Regions from separate parts of the Homo sapiens genome. Here region 2 is linked to region 1. A link is a loop called in an ENCODE intact Hi-C map of the cell type or tissue named here. Cell type or tissue: B cell. All regions are shown on one strand. Links, peaks and the distances in the headings refer to the core of each region. The heading gives the core; the rest is flanking DNA.

Region 1 (9,153 bases), core at 1-8,000:
CACCCTCCAGGGCTGGGTGGGAGGAAGGAGGAGGGGGGCGCAGAGGCCTTCTACTGTTGTACCAGGTTTCCTGTGGTCTCTACGCCATCCCCTCATGTCAGCTGTGTGGTTCTCTCTCTCTTTCTCTGTGTGTGTGTATGTGTGTGTTTCTGTGTATGAGTGTGAGTATGTGTGTGTGTCTGTGAGTATATGTATGTGTGTATGTGTGTGTGTATGTATGTGTATCTCTCTGTTTATGTATCTCTCTGTGTGTGTGTGTATGTATCTGTTTGTGAGAGTGTAAGTATATATGTGCATGTATGTGTTTCTCTCTGTGTCTCTATGTATGAGTGTATGTCCTTATGGATGTGTGTGTGTGAGTATATATGTTCATGTATGTGTGTCTTTCTTTGTGTCTCTGTGTGTTTCTGTGTATGAGTGTGTGTGTGTCTCTCTGTGTATGTATGTATGTCAGTATATATGTGTATGTATGTGTCTCTCTGTCTCTGTGTGGATCCTTCTCTGTGTGTCTCTGTGTGTGTGTCTCTGTGTGTATCTCTGTGTGTCTCTGTGTGTCTGCGTGTGTCAGTCTCTCTGTGTGTCTCTGTGTATGTCTCTGTGTGTCTCTCTCTGTGTTTCTGTGCTGTGCCTCTGTGTGTGTGTGTCTGTGTGTCTCTCTGTGTCTGCATGTGTGTGTCTCTCTGTGTGTGTCTCTCTCAGAGTGTTTCTGTGTCTGTGTCTCTGTGTATCTCTGTGTGTGTGTGTCTGTGTGTCTCTCTGTGTCTGTGTGTCTGTGTGTCTCTGTGTGTGTCTGTGTGTGTGTGTCTCTGTGTGTCTCTCTCTGTGTGTCTCTGTGTCTGTGTCTCTGTGTGTCTCTGTGTCTGTGTCTCTGTGTGTCTCTGTGTATGTGCCTCTATGTGTCTCTCTGTGTCTGTGTGTCTCCCTGTGTCTGTGTGTGTGTCTCTCTGTGTGTCTGCATGTGTCTCTCTCTGTGTGTCTCTGTGTGTGTGTCTCTGTGTATGTGTCTCTGTGTGTCTCCCTGTGTCTGTGTGTCTCCCTGTGTCTGTGTGTGTGTCTCTCTGTGTGTCTGCATGTGTCTCTCTCTGTGTGTGTCTCTGTGTCTCTCTCTGTGTGTCTCTGTGTCTGTGCCTCTGTGTGTCTCTGTGTGGATGTCTCTGTGAGCGTCTCTGTGTGTCTGTGTGTGTGTGGCCTTTCCTCCCCAGCTGCTGCCCCTCCCTTCGCCAATCTGCCACCCCTGCACCCTCCAGGGCTGGGTGGGAGGAAGGAAGAGGGGGGCCAGGTTTCCTGTGGTCTTTTGACGCCGTCTCCTCACGTCAGCTGTGTGGTTCTCTCTCTCTTTCTCTGTGTGTTTGTATGTGTGTGTCCAAATGTGTGTCTCTCTTTCTCTCTCTCCCTGTCTCTCTGCATATCTCCCCTTACTCCCTGCCCTTGGGCATGCAGTCTTTGGAGTCCCCTTCACTGGCTGGAGCCTCCGCCCTGCCGCTTACAGAGGCACCCACTGCCCTCCACCTGCACCGCCCCCTACTCCAGCAGGCGACTGTGTAGTGAGGGGCCTCTTCCAGACCCAGGGTCCTTTCAGCCTGCAGGAAAGCTCCACTCTGCCTACTCTGGAGGTGCTTTGCTCCCTACTGTGCCTCCTCTGTGCTCTGAGAGGAAACAGCCTCCAGAGCCGCCTGGGGAGTCGCTGACCGAGCTCTGCAGGACTTTGCCTGAAATCCTTCCCTGCTCTCTTTTCTCTACCCCCACTGGTTTCTCCTGGGAGCGCTTCCTTAACAAACCCTCATCTCAAGGGCTGCTCCGGGAGAACCTGACCCAAGTTCTGAAGGTGAGAATGGAAGCCCACATGTTGGGGACCTTGTCTTGGACGAGAGCTTGGAATAAGGGGACCAGGTGTGGATCACCTGTTAGATGAGGCTCTCACACGTTGTCTCATTTGATCTAGGCAAAAACCCCATGATTAAGGAATTGTCTTCCCATTTGGGACTCATTGTGAAGTTAAGGATTTTTCCTAAACCCGGGGTCCCAGGTTAGCAGCATCTGTATTGCCTGGAAGGTCGTTGGAAATGCAGATTCTCAGCCCCACCCCTGAATAGCTGAGGCACTGGGCTTTGAGAACCTCTGCTCCAGATCCTATACCAAGCCTGTGGAGGGGCCAGAATCGAAACCCGGGCCTAATGCCTGGTTATGTCCACTGAGATGGAAAAGCATGATGCAAAATTAACTATACCATATAAACCCAATTAAAGCAGATCTGAGAAAGGAAGGCAGATAAACGTGAAAGAAAGAGCCATTATGCTGTCTCCAATACCCCATCAGTTCTAAGATTCTACGACCATTTAAATATGTCTAACACATGACTGCCTATGTTGCACAGATCCAAGATTCCTTGAAAAGAAATAGTGGATAATGCTAAGCAAAGTTGAGTACTTTACCAAGCCCTGGAATGAATTAGCTAAAAATATCGAGTGTAGTGTAGACTAAGGGGTGTCATGTTCCTCCAACATCAGAAAAAGTCATCCAGAAACAAGAGCCATTGCAAAGGAGGGGGGCTTTCTGAAGACAGAGACAGGATGAGTCAAAGGGGTTGCCTGGGGTATGCTTAAGGAGGTGCTCATTCTGAGGTGTGAACCCCGTCCTTGCACATCCCAGAGAGTGGTGCCTCCTTAAGAGTGAGCACTTTCTCAATTTTGCAGCCCAGGTACCCTTACACTAGTCCTGTCCTTGGAGCAATTGCACAAAACTGTCAATGACAAGGAGATTCTAGACGTATATAGAGGCCTATTGTGAGTGTCACACAGAGAGAGAGTAGCCACACAGTGGATCCCTAGTGGAATATTTCACATCAGGTCTTTCTATAAGACCTCAGCTAATGCAGAATGAACAAGGTTGGAAACCAACTAAAACATTAGTGTACAGAAGAAGGGAAGTCATTAAAATGCAGAATTCCAGGCTTGGTCCCAGAGATTCTGCCCTCCCCGCCACCCCATCTGGAGTGGGGCTCCTGCTTTTGCCCCAGGTGTCTGTGGGAGATGGTCCCATGACCACACCCCAAGGAATGCTGCTCCTGAGCTGGGGAGGAGACCCTCAGCACCTGCTCCAAATTAGGCACACTCCATTGCAGGTAAGAAGTTTTAGATGGCTTCAGAAAAATCACGAAATCATCCATTGAAAAAGTAAAGCTCCAAGTGTTTTGAATACCCCAGTGTAGGCAGTTTCCTGGGAGCATGAATCTCCTGGGTGTTCCTTCTCAGAGGCCATTCAAACCAACCTGCCCCCATTCCCGTGGAGGAAGCAGTTGCCCACTGCTTTGTTGTTTTCTTGTCTAAAGGGTGCCCACTTCCCTTAGTGGGAGTTTCACCCATACACCCAGAAAGTCACACTCCTGGAAATAAGTCAGCTTTGGCCAAATTACAGAAATCAAGTGCTGGGAAACCAATGGGACCTTAAAGATTCCTTTTGTCCATTAGCTTTACCTAGGATTCGGTGGTCTTTTGGTATTAGTGCCAAAAGACAAAATTACAACAAATTTAGTTTGAAAATCTAATTGGCTTTTACTTGGAATTCCAGAATTGGACAACACTTCATTCCATAAATTAGAATGAGTGTTCTGCTGGGGATGACAGAGCAGAATGGTTAGTTTGTGGAAGGTGGGAAAAAGGAAATGGAGCCATCAAAAAAGCAGATCAATGAACAGCAGGTCACTACACTTTTTGGTGAACAGCAGATCACTTTTCTTGTAAAGAGGAACTTCATTATGACACTGACTCAGACAGACCGGGCTGTTTCTAATTGGTTGCTATGAATCTACTGTTTTTAGGCAAAACTGGTCTGTTTGAGGCTCTACCTGCTTCCTTAAAATTTTGGTGTGATTTTGTGTCACTTAGCATGAGTGACTTCATTTTGGTTTGGTCTGGTCTGCTGGGGCCTAGTCCAAAGCAATGGATTCCTGTAAACTTTTTTCAACATTAGTATTAAGTGGTAAGGAATTTATTATTGAACAGCACTATTATTTTGCTGTTCTTAATAAGGCATTGAACAAATTGATTTCTGTGTGAAAGCAAAAGAGTGTAGATAGTGCTGTCCTGACCCTTTGTCTTTTTCCTTGTCTACAGTAAATCTGACCAAGGGGCCTGCCATGCTCTTGGGGTGGCCCAGTCCTGCTGGCCCTGCCGGCCCTGCCAGTCATAACATCAGCATCCAGACAAGAGCCACGCTGGGCACTAGTTCTCACAATTGTCCTGCAAAGTAAATGTCGTCATCTGCACATGGCAGACCAGGAAACTGAGGCTCACCATATGAAAGGCTGACATCAGCATCACTGCCGGGATTAAACCCAGGATTCTCGAGCTCCCAGCCTGCACCGTTCCCTTCACTGCTCATCATGAGAAGCCTCTGTCAACAGCCCCCAAGGCTTTCTTGTGACAACAGGACACCGGCAATCCATAGGTATATCCAGAACCCTGGCTGGGTAGCTCTGTAGCTCCATGCTTTAAAACCACGAGGGCACTATGGGTCAGAAGCAGATCTGCCTAGAGATGCTTTGTCCACCCAGCAGAATGTCCCCAGCTCTGTGCTGGCTGAGCACTGGATCAAGAGTGGCCTGAGAACAGGGACAAACCTCCTGGTTAGCCTTGGCCCTAACCACTGTAGGCACTCCATAAGCAATCATTAAACACACAAGAACCTAATCTAATGCCAGGCGTTCTGCTAAAGGCTTGCTGTGTTATCTCCTGGAATCCTGTGGCAGAGATAGTGGTTGTCTACACCAACCATTATTCTTCTTCCCTCCTTAGTTGTACAGCCCCGGTATTTTCAGCTAGACGAAATGGCACAGGTCAAAATCTTTATTCACCTCTCTCCCTGCAGTTAAAGGTAATCATGTGTCCTATTCTGTCTGATGGAATGGAAATTAATTGTTTTGTGAGAATATTGGAAATCCCTTCAACTGAGAAGAGCAACCTTCAGTCCCCATCATCTGCCTCATTCCTGCTGCCAGCCTGGAATGCTGACATGATGGCTGGAGCTTTGTCAGCTATCTTGGACCATGAGGTGACCTTGAGGATGAGAGCTACATGAGGGGGCCAGGAAGAAAGAGGAGGGCCTGCTCCACAATGATACCATAAGGTTGCCTTTCTGCTGAGCTGCAAGGCTCCAAACATTTTTAAACCACTGAGATTTGGGATTTCTCTGTTCTACTGCAATTAAGCCTAACCCAAAACGTTCAATAAATGATCTCCGTAATCTTGAAAGGGTAGACTAGGAAGGTTCAGAGTTGATTGTGGAATTTTCTTACTCCTCTGCAACTCTGGCATTTGGGAGACTATAGTAAAGTCAGATAGAATCTTCAGGCACTGCAGAGCACCCTGAAATGTTCTGGAGATGTGTTCTTCTCCCAAGCAAGGGGAAATGATGGCTGGCTGGTAAGTGGTGTCCACAAACCTGTTGTTCACACCCTCTGTCTGCTGCCTGTGTGTGAACAGAAAGGCAAAAGACTTTCTAGGCTTAATCTTGAAGTAAAAAAGAAAAGATATTGAAATACCACCTTACACTGACTGCCTTCAGCTACAGAAGAATTAACCCCCATTAATCATTATGGTGATAATTGTACAATATATAAAATATACTATGTAAAGTATGCAATTAAATAATTGTCATTTCTCATAAGCTCTTATGGGATCATTTCAAGATAATAAGCGGGGTTAATAATGTTGTCAAATTAAACCTACATCATTTCTATGCCCATTGCCAAGGTATTTACCTCCCTGGGCCTGGCGTCCTCATCTATAAAATGAAGAACGTGAGCGAGATGCTCTCAGGAACCTTTGGATCTATGGATCAGGCAGGTAAACTGTGGCAGTTCTGGGCACTGGCAGAAATGAGGCCATTTCCTTTGCCACCTGAGATTTGACTTGGAAATCTGAGAAAAATCTTTACCATAATGAGAAAGTGATTCTGTCTCCCTCTTGGAGATACACAGCACTTTTTGCTTCCAACATTCAAACAAGCTCCCTATAGCAAAGGGAATCGAGTGGCATGCCCCAATCTTGCCGGGGTAACAGCACGTGTATAACAAGGGGATAAGCAGCCAAGGCTGCCTGTGGTTGGAGGGGACCGGCTGCCCTCCCCACACCTGCCTGGCTGTACCCAGGGCCGAGGAGAACCATACGTGGCACGTCTATAACCCACTCATGGAATACTGGAAGGGGCTGGACTCAAGTACCAGGAAATCAAGAAAAGTAAACCTTTTTTTGCCTTATTTGTCTGGTGATCGGATTTACTTTTTTGGTTTGGTTTTGCCTAAAATACAAGCACAAGGGATGGGACCTTGCAACAAACTATGCAAAGGTGTCTCGGAGCAACTTCCCCAAACCCTAGGCCTGTCTGTCCACAGGCTCTTGTCCTCCTTGCCCAGGCCCCAGCTGTGGGAAATCCCTTGGCTGGCCAAAGCTGCCAAGCCCTAGTGTGAACAGCAGGCCCATCCTTCCCTATGGTGTCCTCAAACTCAAGCCCAAGTTTGTTCTGCCTCATGGACAAGCCCCTGTCCCTCCTCTTGTGACCAGTGTCAATATTCCACCAAATGATGGGCTGGGTATTCAGGGAAAAAATGAAAGAGAGAGAAGTGCTGAAAATCCCTTCACCTAGGAAGAGCAGCCTTCAGTCCCTACCATCTGCCTCCTTCCTGCTGCCAGCCTGGAATGCTGACATAATGGCTGGAGCTTTGTCAACCATCTTGGACCATGAGGTAACCTTGAGAATGAGAGCTACATGAGGGTGCCGAGAAGAAAGAGGGGAGCCTTCTCCACAATGACATCATGGGGTTGCCTTTCTAGTGCTGGACTACCTGGCTCCAACCATCTTCTTTGGACATGAAAAACATGAATTGGATTTTGTTTTGCATCAGGGCCAGATGACTGTCATCCAGATGTCCCTCTTCATTGTTTGTGAGCACAGATGAGGGACAGTGGCAAAGGCTGGGATTCTTGAGTTAGGAGCCTTCCTTCTAATTCTAGTTCCTTCACATTCCTAACTGTTGCTTTTCTCTGTGTGAAATGGGAATGTGCTACTGACATTAATGAATATCTGTTAAAAAACCTACTACTTGCCAGGTGCTATTGCTGGGGTGGAAGGAGATTATGATAAGCAAGCCTGCCCCGGTGTGATGTTCAATGTGCTGCCCAGAACCCCTGAAGGGAGGACTTGCTGCTCAGAGGCTGGTGGGGGGTGTGAGTGGGCAGCCTCCAGCTGTTGGCCCCTTTAGGGTCCCATTGGCACAGAGTCACCTACCCAAAGGCCCACCCTTCTCAAGGCAGCCCCCATCCAATGACAGATCAAAGAAGCAGGATGACAAACTGGCCATATTAACCCAACTTAAGATGCCTCTGAAGGGCCGTGCTAGCCCCAGATCTCTCCATGGTATGGGCTGAGTCCCCGTTGGGCCTCCAGGAATCACAGCTTGATTTTCCCTCTGTCCACACATGATTCAAGCCCCTCTCTGCCATGGGGATTGGTCCCAAGGGCCCTCCTTAATATACCTTTTGCCCACCAAACTCTTTCTCAGAGTCTGCTTCCCGGGAAATCCAGCCTGAGATAAAGCAGCCTGCTCTCTCTTTGGCCACCAAGTTGAGGAGATAAATGATAAAGCAATTTTGTGAGGACTGTGTAGAGGAGCGAATGAGATGATGTGTGTGAAAGCACTTCAGCAACACAAAACTACTGTTGAAGCTGTGGGTTACCTTTATTTCTAGTGGTTTGGAGTGAGTTGAATTGCTTGGGAAAAAAAAAAAAACCCTGCCAATTTTCCTTCTCCATCTTCAAAGCCTGCAAGGCGTGTCTGACTCAGGCAGGGGTGGCAATGCCTAGGGCCTCTCAGGGAGAGGAGCTAAGAGGACTTCAGGTACCCTAAGAAAATCTCATGGCTCGTGTCTGCCAAACACCTGTCATTAGCGCAAGCCCAATTCCAGAGGTTGCAAAAACGAGAGAGCCGCGTGACCCCCAAGCCCAGGTGACAACTTTCCAAGTTCCTCTATGCTATAGCCAACAGTGCAGAAGCAGAATCCTTGGCTCCAAACCACTAATGAACTCCTTCTAGCTCCAGGTTTAATTAGTTTTCATTGCAATATTAATGATCCTAACAAACCATTTCAACTTTCCTGTTTCACAGTTGGATTTCTTTATTTGGCATTTGGTCTCTTTATAAGAAAATCCCACATGCATCCCCCTCCCCACTTGCCCCATCAAGAGGGAATAAGATCACATTCTTATTTTGCTTATCACTTTGGCCAGCCCAGGGACAGTAGCTTTAATAATTTTGAAACTGGGAACATTAAACACATCACAAACTGCCATACAAATAACATATAATATAACTCCAGGATTTTAATTACAGTGACTAATATATGTACCAATCCTAAAATCTCTGTAGTACCATTAGGCCACATGCATGGACATTATTGGGAGGTTTAAAATTTGCACAAGGTGTGTCATTAGTTGATCCAAGATCTTCCAGATCTAGTTCTCGCCTGGGACTCAGAATTCTTTTGTTGGGCACTTTGAACTATCCAGCCACAGGCAGTGCTATTTTCATTAGTGACAATGAAAAATGATTAAACACTTCCACCAGTTCAGATCAGTTTTTGTTGAGGGCAGGTTTGGCTGCATGGCAGAGCAAGTAAGCATTTGCTGGGGGATTCCACTGGCTCCTTATTTTCCTTGCCTCTTCAATGGAAGAGAGAAGAAACAGCAAACAGGAACTACGCCCTGCCTGCTTCCAGAAATTCTCTGACCTGGCCTCAAGGGCATGTGATCTGGATTTATGAGAGAAGTCACTAGATTTTAGATGCAGTGTCTTTCCAGGAAGAGACTGGAATGTGGGTGAGCTATCAGATGGTGACTGCTGGAAACTGAGTTGCGTCCCCCACAGGCCTCTCCAAAGAAAGGCCAGCAGCCTGGGCTCAAGGTCCAAGGATGTGCAATGAACTCACACTCAACACGACTGGCAGCACACAGCAGCCAAGCCACAAAGGGCAGCCGGGCTGAGCTTGCAGTGAGCGGCCAAGCTCAGAGGTACAGTCCACATGACCAGACCCCAGCAGGCAACCTGGAGAGGGACTCAGGACCAAGAAAGGCAAACTGGCCACACAGATGGGGTGAGGA
Region 2 (10,700 bases), core at 1,285-9,284, 78 kb before region 1:
ACTTCTTAAATTTAGCTGGCTTGGGTGATATGGGTGCTGGCGGGCCCTGCCCCTGCCCCTGCCTCAGGGCTCACAAATGGGTCTGCTTCTCAGGCACTCCACGGGGCTGTTTGAAAGTGGAAATGAAGTGCACCTACCCCAAGTGCAATAGCACCTGTTCAGCCCTCTCTCTAGCAGAATGCAGGGGCATAGGTCATGGGCCTTGGCTACACAGTCCTCCTACTTCCAGCATCGCTCGGCTCTTGCCGGAGTCTAGACACTTCTAGACCATGACTTGCAGAAATCTCAGAGTCCCCATCTCAAACCCCGGAACCACCTGAGATTTCTCTTCCTCAATCACCCTCCAGTCTTATCAGAGCATGACTCTAAACAGGACGTCTGCAGACCCCTCCCATGCCGCTTGTGGTCCTTGCTTTCTGTGCAAGGAACTAGGCTGGGGCAGAACCCAAACCTACCTGGCAAAGCTGTACAAAAGGAACACACGGGAAAAAGGTGTGCAAAGCAGTGGTGGGGGGTGGTATGAGGGGGACTCTGGGAGCTTTTAGACAACTCCTTGATTTCCATGGACCGCCCCCCATCCACGGAAAGACAATATGCGTGGTGTCAGAGCAGACCACTTGCTTGGCAACTCCAGCTCAGGACCCCTGCGACCCTGACGCTAAGGCTTCTGGAAGACAGGCAGTGATTAAGGAATTCCACATACGGCAGTCCCTGCTAATGCGTGAAAGTACAGTGATTAGCCAGCCAGGTGGGCCAAGGCGGGCACCTAACCCAGCCTGGGAGTGTCACAGAAGCTCCCCCGGAGAGATCATTATTTAAATTAAAAACAAAAGGACCAGTTGGAGCTAATAAAGTCTCGGTGAGGTGGCAGCAGGGACTGGAATGGAATGTGCCCAGACAGGGAATGTGACCAGGCAGAGGACAAGGTACAAGCAAAAGCCAGGCGATTCAAGGAGGTACAGAGGGCTTGAGGGCTAAAGAAGGAAGCTGAGCAGGGTCAGAGCAGCTGGGGATACTGGCATAAGATGTGGCCGGCACTGTGGACAGATAAGGTTTTCAGAAAAGCAGAGGGGAGAGTCCTGTGGCCACCCTGCTCCCAGAGGTGGGAGTGCTTGGCCACTCATATCTTGCCTGCTACAATGCCTCTGTGCCTTTTCTCCTCGCCGCACGCCACCCTGGGCAGGAACGAGAAGCAGGAGGCCACGGAGGGCCATGCAGAGGCCACCCCAGGCTGAGATGCACCAGGGAGCTTGCCTCTAGCTTCCAGAAATAGCATCATAATTAAGAGGGAAACAATAACAGCGGGTGACCAGGAGGTATCAAAACTGGTGCCCACTTTGTTTTTCTTGAGCACTCTTTGCTAATTAATTCTTAAAGATTCACACAGTGGGATTAAAACACTCAGCTCACAGAAGCCAAACTGATCAATACCTTTTCAGGCTAATGGAGGGGTGGAGGCGGAGAGCTGGCCTGGGCCTGAACCAGGGCTAGGAGCTCCTCCAAGGGGGCAGGGCCCCCCCCACCTGGTGTCCCAGGTCCATTCTGACCAGGAGTGGTGACACATGTGAGCACTGAGCCACACCTGGGAAGGGGCTGCTGAAGCCTTGAGGAAGACGGGGGTTCTGGAACAAGGAGGAGCCTGAGGCTGTCGTGGTTGGGTGGACAGTGGTATCCAGGGAGGGCCAGATCAGAGGCCCCACAGCCGGACACCCAGCCGACCCTACTCACTGGAGAAAGGACTTGCCCCACCTTTGAGCCTCTCTGTGGGGATCTGAAACCTCACCATGACTCCCATGGTGGGTGGGAGGGAAGGGTATTTGAAACCAAGAGATCTGAGTCCCCATTCTGCCACCCATTGTCAGCCTGTGGCCTTGGACCAGACACAACATGGCTCCCAGCTCAGTGGCCCCATTGCACACAGAGCATGGCTGGACAAGTCCCCGGAAGGAGTGTGTGCACAGAGTGAGGTGCAGGCAGCAGCTGCCCTTCCACAAGCAAACACGCCACCACCTGAGATGGGTGTCTGCCACTATCCTAGGGGCCATGAGTGAAATGGGGAGCCAAGCACACCGGGAGGCACTCTGGGAAGGTGCTCAGGTCAGAAAAGAGGTGGCGCTCCCCAGCAAGGGCACAAGCCTCTGCTGTTTCGAGAAATGGCCAAACCAAGGCCTCCCATAGCCTGTACAATCCCAGTGAAGAGGGGCCTGGCCACTTGATGTTGGTGCTTCAGACCAGGACAGGCCTGTTTGCAGGAGCAACTCTCAGGGCATGCCTTGCAGAGAGAGCAGGGGAGGCTGGAAGCCGTGCGGAATAACTAATTAATGATGGTAAAGTATTGTGGAAGAGGAAAGCGTTGCATAACCGCTAAGTGGTGGGGTTATTATTATTCATGCAATATTCATACTGTGCTCTTCAGCCTCTGGGAAGCATTGCTCTGGAGTCCTGAGGGACCTGACCGAGGGGAGTGCGCATCCAGGGAGCGGGGCTGTGGGATGACAGCTGTCCTGGACCATGGGAAAGGGGTCATGATGCTGCAGAGGAAACGGCAGCACACAGCCTGCACCGGAGCCCCTTACTAAACCCATCAGCCTCCACTTACCGGGACAGATCATTCGTAAACCCTGCGAGGCACCAGCATCCGTGCTAGGCATCTCCACTCTAGTTAGCTTTTTAAGACAATTCCTGACATTTGCAGAGCCTACAGCATGCCACATGTCTAAATATTTAAGTTATAGATCAAGCCCCACGCATGGTCCAGCCGAAGTCCCCCTGACCCCATGGCCCTGCAGTCCATTCTTCAGGGGCCCCTTCCAGAGGGGGAGGTGCAGCCCTGCTGCCTGCCGCCAGGGGAGGCAGGGTCAGATGGGTAGAGCAGAAGGAAGCCAGGCCTGGCCTGGGCCACCTTGAACCACAGACCCTCCAGGACCAAGGATGGCTCCTGAGCCATCAGACTCACCAGCGAGTTCCCTTACCCAAGCCCTGGCTTTTCTCCTAGAGTTCTGGGCAATGCTCAGTCCCCAGAGGAAACCACCAGGTGGAGGGATCAGGTGCAGTTATCTGGGAATCTGGTCTTTTGGAAATTGAAATAAAAGCATTTCCTCCCTCCCTCTCTAGTTCCCAGGGCAGCCACAGGCTGTGGTTTCCCTGATTCGGGTCCTCACTTTCAGCTGCACTAAGCCATTGCACACAAACCTCCCTCTCTGTTTGCCTGAGTGCTGACCCGGTTCCTGAACTCTCAAAACAAGATAAAAAAGAAAAAAATTCTTCGCATTTGCATTTGTGTGTGTACGTGGGGTCCTGGAGCCAGTGTCAGGACAAGGGCCTCTCTTGGGGACAGTGGCCTCTTTTCATGGGAAAGCCCCAGGAAGTGACGTGACCTCTTCAGGCTCCATGCCTGAGCCTGAGTCACTGGCTCCGAGGAAGAGTCTCACAGCAGCATGGAGGGTGAACAGTCATTACAAACTGACCAAAGTATCTTAATGTGTCACATGTGACTCAACAATCAGGGCTCATCTGCGGTTTGGGAGGGTCTCTTTTCTTTAGGACTCTAGGGTTAGCTCAGGGAGCTCTGGCTGGGTCTGCTCAGCCCTCCTTGCCACACAGCCCTGGCCTTGCCTGTCCAACACTGTCTGCCAGTGGGGCTAAGCATGGGCTGGCCAGGAGCTGGGATGGACACCAGTTTACTCAGCCACACACCTTGAGCTCAGGCCACACACTGCTTGCCTCAGGGAAGTAGCTGTGAGAGATGGGTGCCCTGGGGCCTCAGAAGCCAACATGACCCTGCTGGTGTGGCCTGGGACAAATCCAGCCAGCCTCCCCTCTCCTGGACTATCCATTTGCCTTCTCCTAGTAAGTCTCCCTGCCTCCAACCCATCTGGGGCACTGCAGCCAGGCACTCTTCCTGTAAGGCTGTTTAAAATCCTACAGAATAAGGCCCAATGTCCTCCCAGGGCTCATCAAGCCCTCCTCTTTTGCTGGCCCATGTCACCTCTCATTCTCCCCTCTTGCACAACCCCTGTAGTCCATGCTGCCCTTGCCCGGGGCCTCAGCAGAGGCTGTCCTCTCTTCTTAGGATGGCACGCCACCTGTCCCATTCTTGCAGACTGGCTCCAGAGGCTGATGTTCCACTTCGGGCAATAATTGACTCAAACAAGTGCTAATTACTGAGCAGGTTCTAGAGCAATGGCCCAGCAAGACCAGATCTCTCCCCTGACGGTGGTGACAGTACAGAGGGGAGTGGGAGTATCTCTATGACCCTGGAGGGGAACAGCATCATCCCATGCAAAACAGATGACATGTGAGGAGGCTGGACAGTAACCTGATGGATGTTCCCTGAGACCAGGGAGCAGGAACAACAGGGGATGGCTCGTGACAGGTCTAGGAGGCCAGTGACATAGTAAACACTTTAGTACTTGCTGGCAGCAATAGGAAGCTGCTGAAGGATTTCACCTAGGCAGAGATGTACGCAATTAGCATTCAATAAGACTCCTCCTCCAGGAAGCCTTCCTGGATACTCTAGTTTGGTTCAAGAGCTTCTCCTTTTTCTTCTGTGAGTCCTTCGTCTCAGTATTTAACACACTGCATTGCAACTGTCCCCTGTAGACTGTCAGCTCCTCAGGTTGGAGCCTGACTTACTTATTTTCATGTGCCAGTAGACCTTGGTGAAAATCAATATTTGCTTAATCAAAGAGAAAGCTCTGGGTGTCTGTGTGTCCCAGTCCTCCAAGACAGCCTGTGGGTCCAGCTCCAGGTCCTTCACCTCTTGCCCTGAATAGTGACTTCTCGATAACATGGCCAAAGAGTTTGCAAAGGTGTGAACAGGGCTTGGCTGCAGCTGGGGTCCAGGCAGGAGTTCCCCAACTGACCATCTGCTTCACTCAGACAAGCAGGGGAGAGTGAGCCCAGTCCATCTCACTAAGAACCATTATCCAGTTATTTCATGGAATCAAATTTAATAAAGGGAGCAGTTCAAGCAATTGTGGTAGATAAATGAGGGTCTAGATGTGACAACAATGCTTATAGTGACTTTAAAGAGGAAGTGGAGATAGTTTAATTTGGGAGCTAGTGAAAAGGTCTGCTGAGTATGTGTTGGCCTGTGGGGCTCGGCTTTATAGCCGCCCAGCTGTGGCCCTCATCAGGGATTGAGGATCAGAGACTCCCCAGCAGGCATTCTGCCTTCATCCCCACTCCTTCTTTCACCCCATGGGGAAGACTCCCTTCAGGGGCCTCTAGAATCAGGACTGTGTGTCTGAGGGAGGTTTGCCAGCCCAGGGTCCCTCCCCAAAGAGCATTACTCCAAATCACCCATCCTCCAGAACTCTTTTCAAACTTACTTTTCTGGAAAGATGAAATAGGTTTACTTTTCCCTATTCCTCTCACTAAGCATAGCTAAAATCCCTAAATATTATATTAAAAAAACAAATATAAAAAGACCCCCAAAAATGGAGAGAAGAAGGCAGACTGGCTAGGCACCTTCAGAACTCAGGAATAACAGGGCAGTGAATTTCTGGGTTTTCTTTTTGCCTCAGATGTCCCAGATGGGAATTGGAGAAGCTGGCAACCCTGTAATGCCAATGGGCACAAACACAGAAGCCCCAAGAAAAGCCAGCTCCCACGAGCCAAAGACTGGGAAAGGTGCAGCCTAGGAAGACAAGACTTTTAGGTGATAACCACTCCACAACGGTCAAACAGCACAGAAAAAACTGTGCCCTCACCCCAAGCCCCACCCTCATCAACAGAGGCCGAGTGGAGACCTGGGCTTCCACGCTCACTGCTCAGTTATAAGGAGCCCCCACTCCCCAACGAGGGTGGTGTCAGAGGGTCACATGGGGAAGAGAGGGCTTCATGCCCAATGAATGAAAAAGTCCCCGCCCCCAGGGGTATCAGTGGAGACCCTGTGGGATCCTGCTCTTTCACCTGCTCCTGGCAGTGACAAGGTGCCTCTCACCCTTCCTGCTAGGAAAGAGTCAGGACGTCCTACACTGCCCAGCCACCACGAGGCTACCCCCACCCCACAGTGTCAGCAAGGGACACATGAAGAGCAGTGATGAGCCTGGGTACTCCCAGCAGGGTGCTGTCTGCAAGTGCTAAAGGGGAAGCCCACCCAAGCCCGAGGCTGACGTTCCACTTCTGGCAATAATTGACTCAAACAAGTGCTAATTACTGAGCAGGTTCTAGAGCTATGTCCTAGAACCTAGCCTGCACCCCACCCCACAGTAACACAGAGCCCTTCTCCCATCAGGTGTCAGTGGTGGCCAGAGAGGATGTCAGGCTCCACCCCCCTAGCAATTATGAGGAAATGCCCCTTTTCTCTCGACAGAATGATATCTGAGGAGGCCTGTTAAAATTGAAGACGTCAATAAGATTCAGAGTTTCATAACATCAAATCCAAAATGTTCAGGTTTCAGTGGAAAATTATTTGTCATAGCAAGAACCAGGACAATCTCTATTTGAATGAAAAAAAAAATCAACAGATGCCATCACCTCGATGATACAGAGTTAGAGTCATCTGACAGAGGTGTCAAAGTAGCCATAAAACTGCTTCCATGAACAATTGTGAAAACTTCCTCAACTTCACAAAGAATATCTGCAAAAGCACCTACAGCTATAACCAAACTTCATGGTGAGAAACAAAATACTTTTCTACTAAGATCAGGAACAAAGCAAGAATATCTACCGTCACCACACCTGTTCAACCTAGTACTAACGTTCTTGTCAGCCTAGTAAGATGAGAGGAAATAAAGGCATACTATTCAGGAAGGAAAAAATAAGACTAACCCTATTTGCAGAGAACATGACAGTCAACATAGAAAATCTCGAGAGATCTGAAAAATAACTCTCTTTAGAGTATGTGGTGGTGGAATACAATAAGATTAACATATGCAAATCAATGATGTCTCCATATGCTCACAATTATACACAGAAAGAAATACTTTAAATACAACACAACTTACGATCACTCATAAATTATGCAGGTGTAAGTCTAATAGCACAACCTTGAAGAAAAAAATCCAGAAGGATCTTAATAAATGGAGACACATACCAAGTTCATGGAAAAACACAACATGATAAAGATGTCAAATCTCCCCAGATTGATCTATAGGTTTAATGCAATTCCCATCAAAAGCCCAGCAAGACTGTTTTTGTAGATGTACAAAAGATTATTTTAAAATTTACATGGAAAGATAAAGGAAAGAGAAATGCGAAAAATCTTTTTTGAAAAGGAAGAATAAAGTAGAAGAAATCACTCTACTCCCTTGAGACTTAATATATTTACAGAAATCAAGACTGTGTGGGATTGGCAGAAGGACAGACACATCAGTGGAAAAGAAAAGAGAACCCCAAATTAGCCCCACCCAAGTATGACCAACTGATTTTTGACAAAGGGGCAAAATATATTCAATAGAGGAAGGATCATTTTTTCAACCAACAGTGCTGGACCAATTAGATATCCAAGGTTAAAAAATTACCTTGATTAAATTCATACTTTAAACAAAAAGAGCTCAAAATTGATCATAGATTTCAATATAAAACATAAAACTATGTAAATTTTAGGGGGAAATCTTGAGATCTTAGAGTTTGGTGCAAACTTCTGAGACATGCTATCAAAAGCACAGTCCACGAAAAAAAAGATTAATAAGTTAGGCAATTAAAATTAAACATTTTTGTTCGTAAAAGACCCTGTTAAGAGAATGAAAAGACAAACTATAGACTAAGAAAATATTTGCACTCCACATATTTGACAAAGGACTAATATCTAGAGTATATAAAGAACTCTTAAAATTCAACAGTAAAAGAAAAAAGCAAGCAATTCATTTAGAAAAATGGGCAGAAGTCATTAGGGGAACTCTTGCCCTATCAGGAAGTATCTCTTGCCTACCTGAGGTTTCAGCCTCTTCCTTGACCTTCTGCTGACTTGCAAGAGACCCTGGTGTATTCGTTTTTTGTTACGTTTGTAGAGATTTGTTATGCAGCAAAATAAAACAAATGTACCAAGGATTCTTCCTTACTAACATTCACACACCACATAATTCTGAACTATTGTCTTGGCAGGAACTTGGAACAGGGGAACAGCTGTCAGGAAAAATTTTTACAAAGATCTCAGGGACTCAGACCCAAGGAATAAAGTGATGACTTTGACTTGTAAGATAAAAACGAATTTAATTCTCTTTACCCGGGCCTCTGCCATCTTTTCATTATAAATTAAGGGAGAAAAAAAAAGACTCTGCTCTCTTCAATAACTCTGGCTCCTTCAGTGAAGAATGTTTTAGGCCCTGGAATGTAATTAAAGTGATATTGTATCTCTCTTATTATCATGATTATAATAATACATAGATTTCAGCAGATGCTTGCCAACAGAATTAAAACTGAGATAGATGGCCGACATTTTGGATGGAATTAGAGTCCACAGGAATATTTTATATGACAGCTTTTTTAAAAGGAAGATGCAGACCTCTAATAAAATGCCTAGAAATTTCACCAGATATTTTCAATAGCTAGTCTTAGATCAATATTTTAGCAAAATTTAAAAATACTGATTGGTTGATATTTAAGTAGAAATTTATTTAGAATTGTGACAACCATAATCCAAAACCTAGTTTTAAGGTTTTTTTAATCAGGATGGCAAAAATACATCAGCCTTCCTCAGGCATCCCGTGCCTCTAAGTGTAGACAGCTGAGAAGGACAGTGTTGGCCATGCAGTCTTCTGGAAGGGAATGGATATCCCGAATCAAATCACCAGGGGCTATCAGGCAAACCCCAAGATGAGGAATGTTCTGTGGGGAAAAAAGGTGGGGTTTGAAAGCTGTGCGCTTCAAAAATATCTTTATCATGAAAGACAAACAAAGGCTCAGGGGCTGTACCAGATTAAGGAAGGCTAATGTGACACAGTTGGTCACCCCCGCCATACCTGTCCTAGATTGGTTCCTGGCCTGGACACAAAACCAAGGCTATAGAGGACTTTATTGGATCCTTTGAAAATATTAGAATATGATAAATAGATTATATAAAAGTATTTTGTCAACATTAAATTTCCTAAAGTTGATGATTGTACTGTGGTATATATATTCTTAAGAAATAAACACTGATGTATTTAAGGGTTAAAAGAAACTCCATGGTATACAAAATTTACCTCAATTGTTTCAGGAAACAAATTGTGTGTGTGTGTGTGTGTGTGTGTATAGAGAGAGAAAGAGAAAGAGGCAATATATTATCAAGCAAATAAGATAAATTATTTAAAATAGGCAGTCATATGAGTGTTCTTTGTACTATTTTTATTCTTATACTTTTCTTGAAAGTTTGAATTATTTTGAAATAAAAAAATTTTTTAAAAAGTTAAAAAGTCACTTCAGTTTTTTCAATGTCCTTTCTATTCCTGACTAAGAAGCAGTTTGGCATTAGAGCTAAAAATTCAGCTTTGGGGCATCAAAATGCCTCAGTTTGAATCCCAACTGGGCCACTCACCTGCTACTTTAATCTCTCTGTGCCTCAGTTTCCTTGTCTGGAAAAATGGGCATGACTACAATAAGAGTATCTGCCTTGGGGCTGAGAAATGAACAGGGTCCACGTGGGAGTGCTGAGAGCAGCCTTGGCCCACGGTCGGCTCTCAGGAAGTGAAATTTTATCACACTTTCCAGGAAAGAGTGTTACATGTAAGAGGAAGTGAATTAAGGGCCAAAATGATTCTAGCAACAACAGTGACAAGCAGTAGATATTTCATCTATCAAGATTAGTCAGCTATAGCAAAAAAAAAAAACATTGTGGCATGATTCAAAGAGAGACAGATGCAAAAAGTGGCACAGAAGATGAAGCCCATTAATGGTTCAGACATATTAAATGGGTACAGAATAGACATAGAATATGTTTGCAATATAGAATCATTGCAAAGCAAAGAAAGGAAAGATCATTACACAGGTGATATTGCAACAACTGATGTCCCATACAGAAAACATTAAAATTAGATCCTTTCTTTAGGCCGTAAATAAAAATAAATTCCAAATAAATTAAAGACCTAATCATAAAAAATGCAACCACTTTAAAGTAAAAATAACTTTTTAAAATGCTTCTTAACACAGAAAAACCAAGCACACAAAAAGGAAAAGACCAATAAATGTGATTACATCACGCTGAAAGACTTCTCACAACAAAGGAAGCCACAAAGATAAAAGATAAGCAACATACTGAGAGAAGATATTTGGAACACATGAAACATACAAATAATTAATATCCAGAATACTACATAAAAGACCAATAATCAAATACAACTTGGGAGAAAGGTATATAAAATCAGAAATCTACAGAAAAGGAGAATGGGCTGTCTGATAATGCAGAGAAAGTAGTTATTCCTAGTAGTGATTAGGAACACACAAACTAAAATAAAAACTTTGAGATAAAATTTTATACCTCTCTAATTGTCAAGAATTGAGAAGTTGGGCAGTATCAAGTATTACTGAGTATGTAAGGAACAGATATGGCCACAACCCCCTGGTGGAGAGCAATTTGGCAATATCCAACAAAAGGAGAATTGACACGACATTTCCCCTGCCAGGGGTGTCTGCTAGAAAACCAGCTGCAGGTGGGTTCCAGGAGGTGGGGCGAGAGGGCTCATCGAAGCCTCAGCCATCAGGCTGCAAGTTAGAGACAACCTAAATTCTGACAGTATGGGAATGGATAAATAATCAGATAAATGGCAGTGTTTCTG

The links. A loop is a pair of places that touch in the nucleus more often than their neighbours do. Peaks named below come from ENCODE experiments on the same cell type or tissue, not always from the same donor. Only the 100,000 strongest peaks of a DNase experiment are listed, where the experiment ranks them.
Region 2: a loop joins it to region 1, with 2.9 times the contacts of the local background. A loop is called at or near these places in 5 of 110 quality-filtered maps.

What each region holds. Positions count from the first base shown.
Region 1 is chr10:49,253,488-49,262,640 of GRCh38, forward strand. No RefSeq gene overlaps it. Among named protein-coding and RNA genes, the nearest start is that of C10orf71-AS1, 41 kb to the right of the region's middle. RefSeq lists an enhancer at 980-1,508. In B cell, for the core only: no CTCF peak of the experiment used is centred there; DNase peaks (open chromatin) are centred at 1,294 and 3,804; H3K4me3 peaks cover 843 bases; H3K27ac peaks cover 476 bases.
Region 2 is chr10:49,174,200-49,184,899 of GRCh38, forward strand. All of the region lies in intron 1 of TMEM273 (transmembrane protein 273), which reads right to left. Among named protein-coding and RNA genes, the nearest start is that of TMEM273, 8.8 kb to the right of the region's middle. RefSeq lists enhancers at 677-1,178, 1,179-1,678, 3,164-3,503, 6,080-6,159. In B cell, for the core only: no CTCF peak of the experiment used is centred there; DNase peaks (open chromatin) are centred at 3,372, 5,058 and 6,242; H3K27ac peaks cover 4,488 bases.